Linked DNA regions of Homo sapiens: regions 1 and 3 are each linked to region 2. A link is a contact called in ENCODE Hi-C or POLR2A ChIA-PET data. All regions are on one chromosome and are shown on one strand. The core of a region is the stretch at or near the end of the contact, and the rest is flanking DNA. Distances in the headings are between cores, read along the strand shown. Region 1 overlaps LMTK3 (lemur tyrosine kinase 3). Region 2 holds the start of MAMSTR (MEF2 activating motif and SAP domain containing transcriptional regulator). Region 3 holds the start of LMTK3 (lemur tyrosine kinase 3).

Region 1 (3,273 bases), core at 529-3,028, 230 kb after region 2:
CCTGCCATCAGCTCAGAAAGGGCAGTTCACTTATGCAGTAATGGAGGGCTAAGTGACCCTTGTTCATTTGCCAGTGAGGAAACAGAGGCTCAGAGAGGTGGATCTGGCCGGGTGTGGTGGCTCATGCCTGTAATCCCAGCACTTTGGGAGGCCAAAGAGGGCAGATCATAAGGTCAGGAGTTCAAGACCAGCCTGGCCAGCATGGTGAAACCCCGTCTCTACTAAAAATACAAAAAATTAGCCGGGCATGGTGGCACGTGCGCCTGTAGTCCCAGCTATTCGGTGGGAGGAATGGTGGGGTGGCCCATGTGGCTAGATGGAGGTCAGGCCAGAGGAGGTGGGGACAGAGGCCAGAGAAATCAGGTAGGCCAGGGCATGAGGGCCTGGTGGGCTGTGGGAAGTTGCGGCTTAAAGCCGTTGGCACTGGGGAGCTCTGGGGAGGTTGAGCACTGGAGAGGACCTTTCCCACCCTGCCTGGAGAAGCCCTGGTGCAGCCCTTCCGTTCACAAAGTGGGTGCTGAGGCCCAGATTGTGCGGGGGTCTTATCTGAGGCCACACAGCTAGGTGGGAGGGCCTGCCTCAGTTTCACCGGGACAGGGGCTCACCAGGTCTCTCCCCTCGCAGCCAGGCTCTCCCGGCTCTCGCTGGCGCTGCCGCCGCTCACGCTCACGCCATTCCCGGGGCCGGGCCCGCGGCGGCCCCCGTGGGAGGGCGCGGACGCCGGGGCGGCTGGCGGGGAGGCCGGCGGGGCGGGAGCGCCGGGGCCGGCGGAGGAGGACGGGGAGGACGAGGACGAGGACGAGGAGGAGGACGAGGAGGCGGCGGCGCCGGGCGCGGCGGCGGGGCCGCGGGGCCCCGGGAGGGCGCGAGCAGCCCCGGTGCCCGTCGTGGTGAGCAGCGCCGACGCGGACGCGGCCCGCCCGCTGCGGGGGCTGCTCAAGTCTCCGCGCGGGGCCGACGAGCCAGAGGACAGCGAGCTGGAGAGGAAGCGCAAGATGGTCTCCTTCCACGGGGACGTGACCGTCTACCTCTTCGACCAGGTGCGGAACCCGAGAGGGCGCGGTTTCGGGGTCGCGGCCTGGAGGGAGCAGGAGCCTAGAGCCGGGAAGGGCCTGGCGGGAGGCCGAGCTTAGAGTTGGGCGGGGCCTGGAGGGAGGCGGAGCTGGAGTGGGGCGGGGCCTGAAGGGAGGCCGAGCTAGGGTGGGGCGGGGCCTGGAGGGAGGCCGAGTTAGAGTGGGGCGTGGCCTGAAGGGAGGCCGAGCTGGAGTGATGCGGGGCCTGGAGGGAGGGCAAGCTGAATTGGGGTGGGACCTAAGGGGAGCCCCAATCTAGAGTGGGGCGGGGCCTGGGGCGGGGCCGAGCTAGAGTGGGGCGGGGCCCAGGGAGAGGGCGGGCTGGGGGGCGGAGCCCAGGGCGGGGCCTGGAGGGAGGTCGAGCCTAGAGGTGCAGGGCCTGGGGCGGGGCCTAGACGAAGGCTGAGCTTAGGGTGGGGCGGGGTCTACAGCAGGGTTTGAAGGCAGGCTGAGCCTAGAGCGGGGGCGGGGCCTGGAAGGAGACCGCGCCTAGGATCGGGACAGAGTCTGGATCCGGGCCTGAGGGAGGCCAAGTCTGTGGCGCGGCAAGAGGAGGCCTGGAGAAAATCCAAGGCTGGAATGGGGGCGGAGCCTAGGGCGGGGCGGATGGAGCAGGGCGCGGGAAGGGCCTGAGGGGTGAAGGCGGGGTCTGGGGAGAGACTGGTCAGGGAAATGGGGCGGGACTAGGAAGATGGGAGGAGGCTTTGAGTGTGAGGGCAGGGCCTGGCAATGGGGCAGGGCCAGGAGTATGGGCCGAGCCTAGAGCTGGGGCGGGACCTAGGGTGAGGGCAGGGCTTGTGACGGGGGCGTGGTCTAGAGGGCGAGGAGAGGTCTGGAGAGAGAGTGTGGGTCTGGAAGGAAAGAGGGGGTACTGGGTAGTCAAGTATGGGATCCTGGAGAGGCTAGGGAGGAAGTGTTGAGAAGAGGCCTGGATGGTGAAGGGGCCTAGTGAGAGTTTGGGCATGGTTTGTTGACTAGAGTTCTAGTGTCTGTAGGCTGGTTCGGGTTGGAGCAGATCTTACCCACTAGGGAAGGGCCATGGCTAGGCTGCAGGTGGGCTTCAGAGATGGAGCAGGCAGTCTTAACGTATTCTGGGGTGAGGTCAGGGATGAGCGAACCTAACGACTGGGACGGGTCTTTAGAGAGATGGGTTGAGGAATGTGTTAAGAGTTAGGCCTGTCCCGGGTGGCTCACGCCTGTAATCCCAGCACTTTGGGAGGCCGAGGCGGGAGGATCACTTGAGGTCAAGAGTTCGAGACCAGCCTAGCCAAAATGGCGAGACCTCGTCTCTTAAAAAGAAAAAAATTATCTTGGTGTGGTGGTGCGCATCTGTAGTCCCAGCTACTTAGGAGGCTCAGGTGGGAGGATCGCTTGAGCCCAGGAGGTTGAGGCTGCATTGAGCCATGATCACAACACTGCTCTCCAGCCTGGGCGACAGTGAGACTCTGTCTAAAACAAAAAGAAAAACACAGGATATGGTGTTGAAGAGAAAAAGGGAGGGCGAGTGGTGCTGAGGAACTGGGACCTTGTCTAGATGAACCTGGGGCGGGCATACTGGGCTGAGATTATGAAAGGAATGGAAACAAGGCCAAGAACTGGGGCCTGGGCCACTGAAATGTTTTCAGAGGGGTGGGACTTGGAGGGCGGGAGCAGGTCTACTTCTGAGGGAGGGCTCAGGGGCAGGGTCACAGCATCCAGCACGGCATGCGCTCAGGATGGGGCAGGGGTTGGGAGGGCCACTGGAGCAGGTCAAGATCTCAGAGGTGGGTGGGACTGACGTGGACGGGGTGGGGCTTATGGAGATCGCTTTGGGTTAGGGGATCCGGTGGAGGCCTCACGTTAATGAGCCAGGAGAGAATCCCTGCGTTGGGCTACTTAGCTGTGCGCGGGGCTCCGCTGTCAGGAAAGGAGCCTCTGGCCAGGTTGAGGTTAAGGCTGGCCCAAGGCTTCGAAGCCAGATTAGGGGCTCCAGCCACCTCTCCAGAGCGTGCGAGTCAGTGATTACAAATTGGGATTCCTAGAGCCCCAGAAATATTAGCCGGTTTTGTTGCTTTTGGGGGATGCGGTAAATGGGACGTGAAGGTTTGTCCCCTCTGGCTTCCCCCTAATCTGCCTTCACAGGAGACGCCAACCAACGAGCTGAGCGTCCAGGCCCCCCCCGAGGGGGACACGGACCCGTCAACGCCTCCAGCGCCCCCGA
Region 2 (3,251 bases), core at 1-2,500:
TCGCACCCGCCCCTCATCCTCCCCCTGGGGAGCTCGCGCCTGCGCCTCACTGGTCCAGTGACGGACGATGCCTTGCACCGTGAACTCCGTAGGCTCCGCCGCCTCCTCTGGGATCTTGAGCAGCAGGAGCTGCCAGCCAATTATCGCCATGGGCCTCCCGTGGCCACGTCTCCTTGAGAACCAATACCAAACGAGCGCGCGAACCTTGAAATGTCACGGGCTTCTACGGACAGGAGCCCGCCTGAGCGCAAAGCTTTCTGGGAGTTGTAGTTCTTATCCCGCGTGGAATGTTGGGAGATTGAGTTTTCGGGAAGTAGCGGATGGGACGGTGGGAGCATGGGCTTAGGATGTGAATGCCAGGGAGCAATAAAGGTATCCGTGGTATCGGCAGCGCCTCGATTGTTAAGACTCAGGGGCGCTAATGATGATTTTCTGCAGAACAAGGTTGCAGGGCCCTTGTCTGGGCCCCTGCCGAGTCTGAGGAGGTATTTATAGCCACGGCCTTGGCTCGCCCTTTTGCATGTAATCCAACCCAAGAGCAGAGGAGCCTCCCACACCCCTCAGAACACGGCCCTAAGCTTGCTCTGCCGATTATAAGGCCCTCAGTCCTGCCAGTGGGAACCAGCGATTCTCCCTTCGACACCCCCCCAAATCCATACTCCAGCCCCCTCCTCCCTCAGACCCAGGAATCTAAGTCCCCAGCCCCCTCTGGACCTTTCTGCCTGCCGGGCACACCGCCGAATCCGAACACCTCTGTCCCTGTTCCCAACACCCCAGAGGCCCCTGCCTCTTTTTCTTTAAACCCAGGACTCCAGGTCCCCATCCCTCTCCTTTCTTGGATCCAGGAATCTGGGCCCCCCGTTTGAACTTTTCACTCCCCTGAACTTGACTCCAGTTGCTGCGTCAGGGAAAAAGTAGGCGACAGGTGGCACCTGCCGGTAGGGCCAGGACACGACCACCTGCCGCTGCTGCTCACCCGGCGCCCCTCTCCGGGCACCTGCTTCTGTCAGTCCGCCTGCCACCGTTCCCCCCGACCCCACAACCCCAGGACGTGCAGGAGGAGCGAGCCGGGGAACCCTGACGTCCCCGCTCTCACCCCCCAGCATCCCCCAAGGCCCGCACAGGCCCTCCCAGCGGGTGCTCCCACCCCTTCTCAGGGTCCCCGGCGGGGCTCCCGTCACACCCCAGGAAGGTGGGTTGGAGGCGGTCCCAGGCTGGTGGGGCGGAGCCTGTGGTGTCCAGCCTCGGCCTCTAGACTCAACCCGCCCCAGAGCACAGCTTCGCCGAGCCCACCTGGTGAGAAGCCCCTGGGGTGGACGGGGGGGGCGCACTCCTCAACGGTTCTATCCCCTCTCTGGTCCCAGTCCCTTCCCCAGAGAACCTGGTGGCTGACACCCTACTCACTCCTTCTCAGATGCAGGTCACAGGGGCCCTTCTATTCCTCAGAAACCTGTCAGGGCCCCGTTCCCCTCTCCACCCAGGATCTTGGATTCTCATCTCCTAAGAGTATTGAGTTCCAGCCCTTAACCTCCTTCTCCTTCAAGATTCCAGACTCCAGGCCCCTCTGCTTCCTCCCTTTCCTAGACACAGGGGTCCCAACCCGCAACCCTTCCTCCTCAGGACCCAGGAGTCCCAGATTCCAGGTCCCTCCCCTCCCAGGATCCCAGGGTTGAGACCCTCAGCCCTGTCTTTCAGACCAGGTGTCTGGGTCCCCAGCTTCCTCCTTCCTCGGAGCAAGGTGTCCGGGTGTGCAGCCCCCTCCTCTACAGCCCCTGGGATCCGGAAGTTATGGCCCAAGGCTGCTCCTATTCCCACCTCCTTCGGGCCCTTTCCCTGCTGAATTCACTCTCAGGGGCGGCCTCCTGACCTCCACTCTGAGCCAGCCCTCTATGGGGCCCCTGCCCTGCCCCCTCTCCGTCCAGGTCCCCATCCCGGCCTTGGCAATGACCCTGGCGGCTTCCTCCCAGCGTTCCCAAATCATTCGCTCCAAGTTCCGATCTGGTGAGAGAGGGCTCTCTTTATGCGTGGGGGATGGGATCCTGAGAATGCTGTACTCTGGGGTGGGAAGGGAGGGGTGGTAGGTCCCATGAGGCCTGTGTTTTTTGTGCAAAAGGTCATGTTGCATAAAGGAGGCCCAAGCACAGGGGTCCGGCTGTGGTGGATCAACGAGTGTGCAAATGGCTAGTAGCATGCTCACGGGGGGAGCAATGGGGATTGGAGGCCAGGGGTAGGCGTGCAGAGGGCTCAAGCACTGAAGAGAAACAAAGGCTTATACTGGCGCACACGCAGGGGCAGAAGAGCAGAGGAGGGACCTCAGAGGACCAGTGTGGGAGTTTGGGTGAGGGGACAATGAGCTGTCAAGCTGTGAAAGTGTCAAAGGTCTTGTTTTAGGTCCCAGGGCAGGCAAAAAGTCTGCAAGTATAGCCGGGTGTGGTGGCGCATGCCTGTAATCCCAGCTACTTGGGAGGTTGAGGCGGGAGAATCGCTTGAACCCGGGAGGAGGAGGTTGCGGTGAGCCGAGATCACGCCATTGCACTCCAGCCTGGGCAACAAGAGCGAAACTCCATCTCAAAAAAAAAAAAAAAAAAAAAAAAGAAGTGTGCAAGTGTTTCGAACTACAGATCAGTTCCTGAGAAGGCAAAGGGTACTTGAGTGTGCACGTGAGCGTGCCTATGTGGTTGGATGGGTACAAAGACACCAGCAATCAAAGAGCAAGGAGTATACAAAAAGGCGCATATGTCCAGAGAAAAGCAGAAATGTGCAGAGAGATCCTTGCTCCCAAATTGGGGGACAAACCCTGACTGTGCACATAAGAAAGTGAACATTCATCCAGGTGGGGCGCGGTGGCTCTTACCTGTAATCCCAGCACTTTGGGAGGCCAAGGCAGGTGGATCACCTGAGGTCAGGAGTTCAAGACCAGCCTGGCCAACATGGCGAAACCATGTCTCTACTAAAAATACAAAAAAATGACGCCGGGCAAGGTGGCTGATGCCTGTAGTCCTAGCACTTTGGGAGGCCAAGGCGGGCGGATTGCCTGAGCTCAGGAGTTCGAGACCAGCCTGGGCAACACGGTGAAACCCCATCTCTACTAAAATACAGAAAATTAGCCGGGTGTGGCGGCGTGCACCTCTAGTCCCAGCTACTGGGGAGGCTGAGGCAGGAGAATTGCTTGCACCCGGGAGGTGGAGGTTGCAGTGAGCTGAGATCGCACCACTGCACTCCAGCCTGGGTGACAGAGCGATACTCTGTCT
Region 3 (3,504 bases), core at 579-3,078, 210 kb after region 2:
TGCTGAGGCTGCGTCTTGGGTGCGCAGCTCCGGCCCAGCCTCACCCAGGGGAACGCCTCGCAGGTGCTCACGGACGATGGAGAGGTCCGCGCCCAGGGTGGGAGTCCGCGCTTCCGGGTGTGTCTGCAGCTCGGGGCGCTGGAGGGTGGGATGTGACCCCGAGACGGCGGCGGCCTGGCACGTGATGTATGTGTGTCCTTGTCTGATGTGTCGGTGTCCCCGATGGACCGGGTTCCAGTCCCAGCTTTGCCACTCCCCGGCTTGTGTGCCTTGGGGCAGGTGACTACCCCGCGCTGTGCCTCAGTTGCCTCATCTGTACAATGGGCATGATTAAAAAATACCTGTCTCAGAGGGCGGTTGTGAGGATTGAGAGGTAATTCTGTACGTGTAAAACGCTGCGGACGATACCTGGCACAGACTAAATACTCATAAGAATAAATACATTAAATAAACTATGATCATGTATCTTTTGTATGAGGCAAGTGCTGTGGTTGTGTAATGTCTGCGTAACCGCACGGGAAACGTGGGTATTTGCGACCCGTGTGTCTGTGCGCGTGTCTGTGTCTGTGTTGTGGGTGTGTGACTCTTTGTATGTGTTATGTGTGCCAGTGTGTGTTTATGTATGTGATGTGTGACTGTGGTGGGGTTCTGTGTCTTTGTAACCTTGTGTGAAAGGTGTGTGTATTTGTGATGTGTGTGTCCATGTCTGTTTAGGTATGTGATGTGTGCAACTCTGTGTGTCTGTGTATTTGATCTGTGTGCCTATGTCTGTGCTTATGTATGTGTGACTGTGTATATGTGCATGTTATATGTGTCTGTATGTATCAGTGTGTGGTGTATTTATGTGTATTTTTGCATGTGATTTATGTAGCCCTGTATGTATGAGTTGTGTGTGCCCGCATGCATGTGTATGTAGTGTGTCTGTGTGTATCCATGTGAGTGAAGCTTGTGTCCGTGTGAGTGATGCATGTTACGTGTCCGTATACATGCATGTATTATGTTTCTGTGTACTCATGTATGTGATGTGCCTGTCTCTGTGTAGCTGCTGTGTCCGTGTCTATGTTAGTTCATGTGATGTGTGTGTCTGCGTGTGTCTGTGCAATTGCTGTCTGTGCATGTCTGTGTGACGTGCATGTATGTGATACTTGTGTCTGTGGGTATTCTTTGTTGCCCATTTGTCTAGGGACTGTCTGCGTGGCTGTGACTATGAGTGTCAGCATGTCACAGTGGTGTCCGTGGGGATCTTTGTCTGTGGCGTGTGCGTCTGTGGATCTGGGGCTTTACTTTGTCCGGGGCATGTGTGGGTCTTTGTGATGCTTTGACGTTCCTGCGTGGCCGGGTGCATCTGTGCTGGAAGCTGGCCTGCCTGTGCGTTTCCAGTGCGGTCCCTGCGTCTTTGTGTGTGACGTGTACGTGTCCCCGTCTGCTGATGGCTGTCCACCTTTGTATGTGATGCGCTTGTCTATGAGGGTCCCTGCGACGTGTGTCAGCTGTGTGTGGGCTGCGCGTGCCTGACATCTGCATCTTAGCGTGTAGCACATGTGTCCATGCTGGTGGCATGTCACAGCGGTGTCCGGGCCAGGCACCCGTGGGCCCTGCCCCCCCACCCCCGCTGCAAGTGTGTGCCGGTCCCTGTCTGTCCCTCCCCCTCCCATTTCCTCCCCTCCCTCCTGGCAGCCAATGCTACGGGGGAGCCAGTTGCCATGACGACGCTCCATCCTCCCTCCTCCCACCCTTCCTGTGACAGGCTCTCTGCTCCCCCAATCCTGGCTGCCCTCGGGGGCGGGGCCCTCTTTCTCGCCCCCCCCATCCTACCCTCTCCCCCCCACCCCAGCAACCCCGGCTCCCCAGCATCTCTCCTCTGTCCGCCTCTCCATCCCTTCATCCGTCTGTCCCTTCAAAGAGGGGGAGGGGGGTACCTGAGCCAGCAAGCAGCCCCTCCCTCCCCCTGTCCTGCGTCTCCTGCCCCTCTCCTGGGCCGGGAGGAGGCCAGGGTCGCGCGGGTCCCCATGGCTGGGGGCTGAGGGCCCGCCCCCCCCTCCTCCCCAGCCGCCACCACCTCCACCTCCCTGCCATCCTCGACAAGATGCCTGCCCCCGGCGCCCTCATCCTCCTTGCGGCCGTCTCCGCCTCCGGCTGCCTGGCGTCCCCGGCCCACCCCGGTGAGTCTGTCGGGCCATCAGTCTGTCCGGTGGCCCCCACCCCCGCGGCGGCCTCGCTGTCTGCCCAGGGGTCTGTCTGCGGGTCCTGCCCCGTCACCTGGTGCGCGTCTTCCCGCAGCCCAGCAGGGCCCGGAGCGGCGGGGACGGTGCCTCTGTCAGCAGGGCCTGTGGGAGGGAGGCTGGGGGCTGGGTGGGGAGGGGGCTCCGTTTGGGCAACATGTGTGTATGCGTGCACGCATGTGTTTGTGCTGGTGTGTGCAGGAAGAAGGGGAAGGACAGGGCCTCTGGGAGAATTGGGGGCAGAGGACAGGAATACTATTTCTAAGGGGGACACAACACGGGAGGCTGTCTCTGGCTTCTGGAGAGACCCAGGGCTTGCGGAGTTCCCTTCTCTGGGTCTTGGGCTGGGGATAGAGAACATCGGTGTGCGCCAAGCGTCCCTAAAAGAGACAGATCTCAACCCCACAAACTGGGGGGTTCCAGCATGGGGCAAGAATCTTCTCCCAGCCTGCAGCTGAGAGCTAGTCCTCCTCCCCAACGAGGGGTAATGAGGCTGTCCACGGGAGCGTATTTTAAATTCTGCAAGCTCCAGACTTCACTATCACTCCTCTTTCCTTCAACCCTCATTGGAATTCATCCAAGCCTGGGGTGAGGGGATGGGGTGGGATGAGGTGGCGGGGGTCCCAGTTTGGGACGAGAAGAGAGACCCCACCCCCAATCCAACCACTTGGGAAGGCCCCAAACTACAACTCCCACAATGCCTTGGGCCACTCTGCACCTCTGCCAAGGGACCCTGGTCGCAGAGCATCACGGGAGTTGTAGTCCAAGACGTGCCGGGACGGGAGGGGGCATGATTCCGGTATCCAGGGACTTGAAGCTGGGACCCCAGCCCAGCCCTGTGCCCACAGATGGATTCGCCCTGGGCCGGGCTCCTCTGGCTCCTCCCTACGCTGTGGTCCTCATTTCCTGCTCCGGCCTGCTGGCCTTCATCTTCCTCCTCCTCACCTGTCTGTGCTGCAAACGGGGCGATGTCGGCTTCAAGGTGAGGTGCATGAGGGGATTCAACTTGGGGAGGAAGACTCCAGCAAGGCCTTTACCCCCTACACAGGTGGTTGGTGGGGAGAAGGGGGCAGTAAATCCGAGAGCACCTTCCAGCTTGAAGCTATGGCAAGATCTGGAGCCTTGGGATGGGGAAATGGGGGATGGAAATTGGGCTGGGACTGGGAGACAGTTACAAAAATGAAGGGGAGACAAACTTAAGAGAAAGACGATGGCGTGTCTCTCAGCCCTGCGTTCTCCCACCCCTCTTCTCCTCTCCTGGCCCCAGGAATTTGAGAACCCT

What was found. A loop is a pair of places that touch in the nucleus more often than their neighbours do. ChIA-PET counts read pairs that join two places held with the same protein, here RNA polymerase II (POLR2A). Pooled maps may share reads with other maps.
Region 1: a loop to region 2 is called in a pooled map, with 5 times the contacts of the local background. The contact joins the enhancer-like site here to the promoter of MAMSTR in region 2. A Hi-C loop is called at or near these places in 3 of 168 maps with a recorded cell type or tissue (CD4-positive, alpha-beta T cell, HL-60/S4 and naive thymus-derived CD4-positive, alpha-beta T cell), 7 of 37 single-sample maps with no recorded cell type and 10 of 50 pooled maps. POLR2A ChIA-PET finds 5 or more read pairs at or near these places in 6 of 52 experiments (CD4-positive, alpha-beta T cell, HEK293, K562 and 3 more).
Region 3: a map of CD8-positive, alpha-beta T cell shows a loop between it and region 2 (11-fold over the local background). The contact joins the promoter of LMTK3 here to the promoter of MAMSTR in region 2. A Hi-C loop is called at or near these places in 5 of 168 maps with a recorded cell type or tissue (CD4-positive, alpha-beta T cell, CD8-positive, alpha-beta T cell, HL-60/S4 and 1 more), 2 of 37 single-sample maps with no recorded cell type and 13 of 50 pooled maps. POLR2A ChIA-PET finds 5 or more read pairs at or near these places in 6 of 52 experiments (A673, BJ, HEK293 and 3 more).

What each region holds. Positions count from the first base shown.
Region 1 is chr19:48,491,461-48,494,733 of GRCh38, reverse strand. LMTK3 (lemur tyrosine kinase 3) reads left to right here. Exons shown (of 15, transcript NM_001388485.1): 12 at 625-1,040; 13 at 3,195-3,273. Among named protein-coding and RNA genes, the nearest start is that of LMTK3, 19 kb to the left of the region's middle. RefSeq lists an enhancer at 318-818 and silencers at 831-880, 1,071-1,550, 1,380-1,571, 1,571-1,780. Within about 2 kb of position 1,778, at least 26 of the 41 ENCODE cell types and tissues checked have a DNase peak (open chromatin) inside an H3K27ac peak, as active enhancers do; they include PC-9, where a contact is called at or near this core.
Region 2 is chr19:48,717,724-48,720,974 of GRCh38, reverse strand. MAMSTR (MEF2 activating motif and SAP domain containing transcriptional regulator) reads left to right here and starts at 1,250. Exons shown (of 10, transcript NM_001130915.2): 1 at 1,250-1,296; 2 at 1,923-2,001. The coding sequence starts at 1,944. It overlaps RASIP1 (Ras interacting protein 1), which reads left to right. Exons shown (of 12, transcript NM_017805.3): 12 at 1-390. The coding sequence ends at 177. RefSeq lists a cis regulatory region at 1-467 and an enhancer at 1-609.
Region 3 is chr19:48,510,159-48,513,662 of GRCh38, reverse strand. LMTK3 (lemur tyrosine kinase 3) reads left to right here and starts at 1,828. Exons shown (of 15, transcript NM_001388485.1): 1 at 1,828-2,162; 2 at 3,071-3,204; 3 at 3,490-3,504. The coding sequence starts at 2,087.